Regions from separate parts of the Homo sapiens genome. Here region 1 is linked to region 2. The links are chromatin loops, found by intact Hi-C in ENCODE. Cell type or tissue: pancreas. All regions are shown on one strand. Region 1 overlaps CYSTM1 (cysteine rich transmembrane module containing 1). Region 2 overlaps SLC4A9 (solute carrier family 4 member 9).

The links. A loop is a pair of places that touch in the nucleus more often than their neighbours do. Peaks named below come from ENCODE experiments on the same cell type or tissue, not always from the same donor. Only the 100,000 strongest peaks of a DNase experiment are listed, where the experiment ranks them.
Region 1: it touches region 2 in a loop (2.2-fold over the local background); 82 of 110 quality-filtered maps call a loop at or near these places.

Annotation. Positions count from the first base shown.
Region 1 is chr5:140,237,923-140,241,922 of GRCh38, reverse strand. All of the region lies in intron 2 of CYSTM1 (cysteine rich transmembrane module containing 1), which reads right to left. Among named protein-coding and RNA genes, the nearest start is that of PFDN1, 63 kb to the left of the region's middle. RefSeq lists enhancers at 1-181, 182-1,020, 1,859-2,697. In pancreas, CTCF peaks have their summits at 1,697 and 1,903 (motif pointing left); DNase peaks (open chromatin) are centred at 412, 1,420 and 1,872; H3K27ac peaks cover 1,037 bases.
Region 2 is chr5:140,361,159-140,365,158 of GRCh38, reverse strand. It overlaps SLC4A9 (solute carrier family 4 member 9), which reads right to left. Exons shown (of 22, transcript NM_031467.3): 3 at 3,792-3,905; 4 at 3,296-3,351; 5 at 2,985-3,142; 6 at 2,627-2,714; 7 at 2,093-2,247; 8 at 1,604-1,720; 9 at 1,257-1,431; 10 at 972-1,105; 11 at 534-796. Among named protein-coding and RNA genes, the nearest start is that of SLC4A9, 3.0 kb to the right of the region's middle. RefSeq lists enhancers at 1,539-2,084, 1,955-2,104. In pancreas, a CTCF peak has its summit at 1,802 (motif pointing left); DNase peaks (open chromatin) are centred at 1,018 and 1,798; H3K4me3 peaks cover 305 bases.

The DNA of each region.
Region 1 (4,000 bases), 120 kb after region 2:
TTATGGCTCTAAAGCCTCTGGCAAGCCAGGCTTGCTCATACCCAACTGGGATAGAAAAGGGATCAGAAAGAGAACAGAGGTGACTGGGGCTACAGCAAAGTCATCTCTCACATCCAGCCAGAGCCTACCCTACCCACTGAAGCCTGGCCACCCCAGGCCCTGGGGTCACTGCAGCAGGAAAGCCCCAGGCAGAGTGTCCCTTCCATCTGCCTGGATGGCCTGCCCACCCCGGGATCCTGCATGGGCAGCTCTGGACAGGGAAACCAGAATACAATGGCATGCAGATCCCCTTGAATAACCCCTTCCCTGTGCTCTCCCTGTCACAGGATTGGCTCGCCTGCCCCTGGGACAGAAAGCCCCTCCCCTGCCAGCTCTGGAAATAGCCTGCTTGATTCATGTGCAGGCCATCCCTGGGCTTCAGGCCAGAGACTCAGCTGGAGGCTGGCTGCAGTGGGAGGGGCCTCACAGGCTCTCTTAAGTTACCATTTATTGAGGTATTCACAAGTGCCAGGCCCTGTGCTGAGGGCTTTCTGGACATGGGGCCACTCAGTCTTCATGACCGCCGTGTGGGGCATGGGCATCAGGACATCAGTCAGTCTCCTCACTGCTTCCCCTTCTCCCCAGCCTCCAGAGACAGGGCTGAGGCGGTGGCCATGCCTTTCTCACCTGTCAGAGCCCCTGAACCTCAGGCAGCTTAACTGGGGAAACAAAAACGTCCTAGTCTTGCTTGCTCCACCTTTTTCCTCCAGTTTAATCAGGTTCGTTCTTGCCAGGGCTTTCACATAACATACTTGGAAACGTGGGGAACTAGGGACTTTGAACTCATTACTCCCAGGCAGTGCTGACAGAGGTTAGAAACAGCAGCTACAAAATGGAGGACTTCAAACCAGAGGGCTGTGACAGCCATGACAGGGGCGTTGAGTGCCCACACATAACTTAGAAACCCGAGTCACTTATTTCCTGGAGCACCAAGTTTCCCAAAAGCCTTAGGACCTTTTCACCTTTAGCTGAGGACAGAATCTCTGCTCCTGGGCTGTTGGGAGGATGGGCAATGGGGAGTAGCGTGGGTCTGGAGGTGGGAGTGACCTGCGTTTTCCTTGCTTCAGTCGCCCAAAGCAGGGATGACTAGCGCAGGAGAAACCCCCAAGGCAGCCCTCACAGTTCTTCAGAGCACCTGCGGTGGGGCCCAGAAATTTTACAACTGCATCTTCTAGGTGCAGGGTTCAGGGTACTGCATCTCCAGAGGGTGCACTGAGCTGCACAGCCTAGTCTCTGCCCCAGGATCCCCACCCACCCCAGGGCCTCACCATTCCTGGCATTCTGCTCTGCTACCATCCCCGTCACTCCCCACTTCCCAATGGGGGACTCTGCCTGAGAACTCGTGCACTATCCTGGCTGGCACCCCATGCTACCTGGGTCCTGGGCCACTCAGTACTTGAAGCCCGGGGCCCTCTGTGCACTGAGGCTTAGCTGGCAGTGCGAGTCACCCAGCAGGAGCTGTGGCAGAGGTGGCCCCAACCCAGGTGTTCCACAACCAGAGATGGGCCATCCTGGCAACTGCCTCCTCTACAGCCAAGCAGAAGACAAAAAGCAGGCAGAACTATGGTTACATAAGATGTTAAACTGTTTACAGAAACTACCATCTCGGCAACTCTTCTCTCAATTTCTGTAATTGGAATGCTATTTAAAAATATAAACCTTTTTAAAAAGACGGAAAAAAGGGAGAGGGGTTAAAAGAGCAGTGGGGGGGTGCTGGGATGGTAACAGGCACCACCTTTCTGGGCACGTTGGTAGCAGTCAGTGCCCAACCTGGGAAGAGGTTCTGGTGCCTGCTGTGGCTGCTCAGATTGAGCTGCTTCTTGGAGATCAAGTGCCCCCCTGTGGCCAGTCTAGGGACCGGAGCTGGGTTCCAGCTCCTGACGCGGGCAGGGTCTTAAGGACTGGTTTCCTTCCATAAGCATCAGCGCCAAAAGGCTCATCCCTCATTCGCTATCTAGTGTCTCAGACCACCCTATTCAACCGGCCCCAGAGAAGAAGGGACTATTCCTAGGGGACTACAGGTGGAGTGGGGGTCAGGTCCAGGGGACCCTGCACTGGCTTGCCTCTCTTGCCCGCAGTCAGCCCTTTGAATCAACCCTCAGTATTCTCAGCCCCAGTCTGATGTGGGGCCTGCAGAGGGGCAGGCACCCAGAGCTTTGCCACATGGATGCAAACACAAGTGTGGGGTGGGGAACGTGCAGGGAGAGGTGCGTGAGCACACAGATGTGGCCCAGGAGCCCAGGCTAGGTCAGAAAGGCCCAGGAAGCCCTGGGTCTCAGGTGCGCAGCAGCTTTGGGAAGAGCTGAGCAGTTTCTGGCAGGGGCACCTCCCACCTTCTTGCCTTCAAGCTGGAAGCAGAAAAGATAGATGGACGATGCCAGGCCTGTCCAACAAGCCCTGGGGTCTTCTCCAGGGCCACCAGTGCCCACTGCCACTTTGGCCACCAGACACACCAACCAGTAGTCCCCTTGGTCCCAGGATCTAGGACTACTGTATTGTACATTCCCAGAGATGACATTCACATGGGCTACTCAGAAACCTGGTTCTGGGTAGGCAATGGGCAAGTGGGGCTCCAGTTTCCATAGAGGTCAGGGCAGGGATGACCTGCAGGAAGTGTGAGTATAGGCCTTCTCAGGTGAAGGCTCCAATTCTCAGCCCCATTCTGGCATCTGAAACCTTCATCTGCATGGCTGGGACTTTGTAAATGATGAATCGAGTGCCTTGATGTGGTAATTGAGCCTTATTAGGTCCTTCTTGTTTTTGCAAGTGTCTGTACCAGTCCCAACCCAAGAGAGCTAGGCGGGAAAGGCAAACAGAAAGACCAGAGCCTCCCAGAGGGTTCTGATGCCTGCAGCCTTCTTGCTCCAGGAGTGAGGAAGCAGCACCGTGGCCCCTTATCACCCAGACCAGCGATGGGCACCCAGGGCTGGCCCTCAACTGCTAAGACAACTACAATCACCACACCTTCCAAAAAGTGCCACCAGGGGAGATGATGGCTTTGCCAGGGGCAGGAGGACCTGTAGTCTGCTCAACTGCCCTTGCCCCGCATTGGGCATCTAGACCGACAGAAGGAGGCCAACCAGCCTTCCGGGAGGTTTCAGAGGATCCACAATAGCCCTTTACTGCTCAGATGCAGAGGTAGGAAGGGAAGGGAAAATCTTTAAGCATTTTCCCAATAAGTAAAAACGTCAAGACAGCCATGAGACGGCTCCTGCAGGGGCAGAGAGAGAGAAGACTCAACTTGCTATGGTTTCAGTTCAGCTTTCCTTGGATGTGCAAGTGCAGTGGCATCGTTTACTACCCAGCGCAAAGGGGCTACACTGATGAGAACAAAATGTCCTAAAGGCAATGCCACTGTGCCTCTGTTCAAGGCCAGTGAGTAAGTACCAGGTCCGTGTGCTGAGTGGGAGAGTGATAGGGCGAAGGATGACCAGGAACAGCAGAGGGACCAGCCCAGCTTCTGTCCTTCCAGGGAATATCTGGGCAGAGGCAATCAAGGGTCTGTAGTTTTCATCAGACTGTTTGAAGGGTAAGATAGGAGAAGGTAGGAACCTCTTCCATTTTCCCCTTCTTATACAGGGAGATGGATATGGAGCTGACAGAATCAGCACAGCCTTGGCCCAGGCTCCACAACAGCAGCTGCCTTTGCCTACTAAGCTCAGAGCCTTCCCTGGGCCTCCCGAGCCTCTCTTCCTGCCCTACTCCTCCTGCCTCCTTTTCCTGCAGCTTCAGCTCTGGCCTGGCTTTTCTGTGAAGCTTAGTCCCAAGATACCCACTCCAAGGTGAAGTAGACCAGGAGCTGGCCAACCAACTCACCCACCAACCTGTGTCTCACCTGACTGCAACCCAACCCAACAAGCATTCAGGTTGCCATTGCTCTCCAGACAGGTGCGGGCGTTTACATGGATTGGTCTGGAAAGGGTGAGGGCTTGCCGAGCTGTGGATGGGTCCTTGCTTGTAG
Region 2 (4,000 bases):
CCTGGGGTTGCCTTCCATGTGGAGGGATATATGCAAGTGTAATACTCCAAGCCTCTCTCCACCTGGCCGGCCACTCTCACCCAGAAGAGCAGTGATATATTTGATTGGTGATTTCAGGAAATGAAGCTGGGCATACCTGGCCCTGCCCCTTTCTCTCCCCTCTCTCGAGTATAAGCTGCCTGTTTGATGTATGTATTTAGCTCTACTCCCCTGGGGTAAGATAGTCTCAAACCAGTGCTTCCACGACTGGTGGGTAAGTCTATTCAATTTTGGCTTCATCATTAGGAAGCCCATTCACCCACAGATATAACCCATGTTCCTTTATCAGTGTTGTCAGAAAGGAAGATGATATCAGGCCTTCTGTTGTCTTATTTCTCAATTGATTCAGAACCAGAGTGTAAATAGTACTGCCAGTTATTGGGTAAGTATGCAGCATTTTGCTGAACTTAACCAGGGGGGATAGTAAGGGTGCAGCCCCTCCCCTTCCCTACATCCTTCTTCACCTGACCAAGGTCCCTGTTTCCCTTACCCACCTCCTGGGCCTGGGTATTGGCAGAGGCACCCGTAGGCAGAGGACCCAGGCTTCTGGATAGGATAGGTATGGGTCAAGTTCAGCATTTTGCCCACAGCATCGTAGATGAAGATGAGGCTGATGAGGGCACAGAAACCTTCCTCAGTGAAGCGGGTGAAGTAGCGCACCAGCACACTGGCCTCTGTGGCCACCAGCACCAGGCAAAAGGTAGCCACCCAGATGCCCACCCATAGGCGGAAGGGCAGGTAGTCCAGGCTGTAATCTCTGTGGGGATGAGAGACAGGAAGGCTGGCTTAGCAGGGCTGTCTGCTTCCCACTAAACCCAGGTCAGGTGTCCCTCAACCCAAACAGATAGCTCCCACTCTCTCCTATTCACCCAGCCAGGAGCAGGCTGACCATGGCACTAGTGAGGGTCCGGTGATGGGGGGAGCTCTCCTACCTGCTGAAAGAGAAGAGCAGGCGCTCAAAGACCAGCACTGGCCCCGTGCTGCTCAGAATGGTGAGGGGCTGGCCTGCCATCAGGCAGAAGGCAGCTCCAGCCACTGCTGTGCCCAGGAAACTTTCCAGCACTCCCTGGAAGCCAACAGGGGCTCAGCACAGGACCCTGAAGTCCTCGGGGTCCTTTGAAGCTTTGGGAGAGCCTCCTTAACTTACCCATAGTCCCAGGGGAAGGGATGGACTAGGGGACACCAACGCTTGTGCCTGCCCCCTGGGCCCTACCCACCTGGGCACCATCAGTGGCATCTCCCAGCAGACCCCCAAAAGTGATGGCATTAGTGACAGTGGCCAGGTAAATGTAGAGTACGGCCGAGAAGCACTGGAGATGCAGGGCGTCCAAGAAATCGCTGGGGTACCACGGGACCTTCCTGCGCACGTCCTGGATAAGGCCCCCAAACAGCCTCCCGCCCGAGGGTCGTCAGTGATCCAGGTTTTCACACTCCACACCCGCATCCCCGCTACTTTCCCTGTGACCGGGTGAGCCCCTCCCACAGTGAGCACACACCTCAGTTTCCCTGTGACTCCTCCCCTCCCCCAGGTCACCTACCCTTGTTTCCTCCCAGCTCGCCTCACCTGCCGGTCCGCTGCAACTCCGGGCTGTGTGCGTGTGGCCCATGGCGGTGCCTGTCCTCAGCCGAGGTCAGGCGCGGGACGGCGGGACCTCTGATCTCCCGCTGTTGCGAGGGAAGCCTGAGGAGGAGGGGAACCCCAGGTTGGCTGAGGATCTCCAACCAGTCTGCGACTCGGTCCAGAGCTCGTGGCGCCCTGCCCCCTAGCGGCTGCTCTTGTCTCTGCCGGCGAGGGAACCATGGCGACACCTGGGCCTCTAGAAGGTCCAGGTCATATTGCGACCTGTGAAAGCCAGGCTCGGGCAGGGAAGGTCTTTGTTCAGGTCTCTTAGCGAGAGAGTAGTCCAGCAGAACTCAGAGTTAGGTCTGCCTGACTCCAAATCCAAAGATAGGTCCCTATCTCTTTCCTGGGACACCACCCCTCCTCAACAATGGAATTAGACCCAGGGCCTATATGGGCAGGAATCTGTATGGGATGATGGCTCCCAGGTACCTTTTGTGCTGAGATGGCAGACATTTGGGCGGGGGAATCCGGGCTGTTGGGTCCCACCGACCTGGGGGAAGCACTGTCACCTCCTCTAGGAATGCATCCAGGGCTGCCAGAAGGTCATGAAGGTTGCTGGCCCGACGAACTGACCACTGGAATTGCTGGGAATGGGGGCACAGAATGGGTGGTAAGTGCAAACCTGGTCTCTTACATGCATTTTCATAGTCTCAAAACTAGACAGACACAAGTCACAGAGGCAGACAAGTCATTCACACATTCCTTTATGCATGCATTAATTCATTCATTCAGTGGGTATCTATTGAGTGCCTACAGTGTGCCAGCACTCATCCAGTAATGGGGCTGCACTAGGAGACGAGGAAACTTCAGTCTCAGTGCTCACTGTGCCTCATTGCTGTATTTAGGGACACATACAGAGTCCACACACACACACTCACATGAGCCCATGCATGTATGCATGTGTGCACACACACACAGGCATGCACGCGTGCGCGCGCACACACACACACCTGCTCAGCTCACCGGGTCACTGAGGAGGACAGCTGCTGCCCGTCCCATCTCATGGTAGCCCTTTCCCAGCATACAGGGGCCCAGGAGAAGGCAGAAAAACCTGAGGAAGGAACCAGGCCCCAGAGATTCACAGGCTGCTTTCCCACAGGGCAGCCCTGGCCTCTGATGCTCAGCTCTGACCTATCAGCTCCCATAAACACACTCATTTGCACACCTACCATGCAGCCCTGACCACTACTCTCTCCCCAGACCCCTGAGCACCATCCTCCCCACAGCCTCAGAGAATCAGACTGAGACCCTCCTTCCCCTCCTCAGTAAAGACCCTTCTAGGTTCTGGGATCCCTGACTCCCACTCACTCAGTAGCCTCACCTGCTTGGGAGGGACACCTCAGTAAGGGACCCCAGTACCACAGGGTTCCGCAGTCGAACAAAGGCTCCCAGTGGCTGTGCCAGGAAGCCCAGCTCCCCTGCCAGCACAGTCCCTGCCTCAGCTCCTGGAGGTAGCTTCTGTCTCAGGGGGTTCTGACACTGGATGGGGGTTCAAGGAGACACAGAATATGAAAGGTTATTTGGGGAGGATAAGATCTCAAATGATGAGAAATCCAGTGGAGAGTAGACTTTTGTTAATTTCTAACCCCTCTCCCAGCCACTGGAAAGGGACCCCAAGGAAGGGCCACAAACCTGTTCCCTCAGGGGGGCTTCCTCATTGTCAGAAGCCTTTCTTGGATGAGTAGAGCCTACAAAACAGGATTATGCAGTGATTAAGACCACAGGCTTTGGGGGTGGATCCACCAGGATTCCCTAATCACTTTTGCCACTGACAAGCTGTAAGAATTAGAGTATACCCTTCTCCACTCTGAGCCACAGTTTTCTCACCACTAAAATGGGGATAATTGTGGTACTATTTACAGGGTGGTTGTGAAGATCAAATGAGATACTGTGAAGATCAAATGGTAGGCCTAGTGCCTACCAAGTACATGTCTTCACAGAACTCTCTTACGATTCTAGCCCCCTGAATCTTCTCCCCACAACATTACCACCAGTTTCCTCTTGCTCATGAGTCCTGGGTTGGAGCCTGAACTAAGCCTGGGCTACTTCTAGCCCTGGAAGGTGCAGGGGAGATCTGAGACCCTGCCACACCAGGGTCTTGGTCCTGGGCCCAGGGAGGGGCTCTCACCCCAGCAGGGCCTGGTGCCTGTGGTCTGGTTGTAATGCTGGGGTCTCTGCAGCAGCAAGGCCTGCAACTGCCCTCTCAGCTCTGGGCTCAGCGACTCCACCCTGGTCACCTGCTCTGGAGAATGGATTGGGGGTCATCTCCTTCCTGAGAGTTCCCTGCCGCACACTCTTCCCCTTCTCCCTCTGCCCAGACACCTTTCCCTTCTGGGA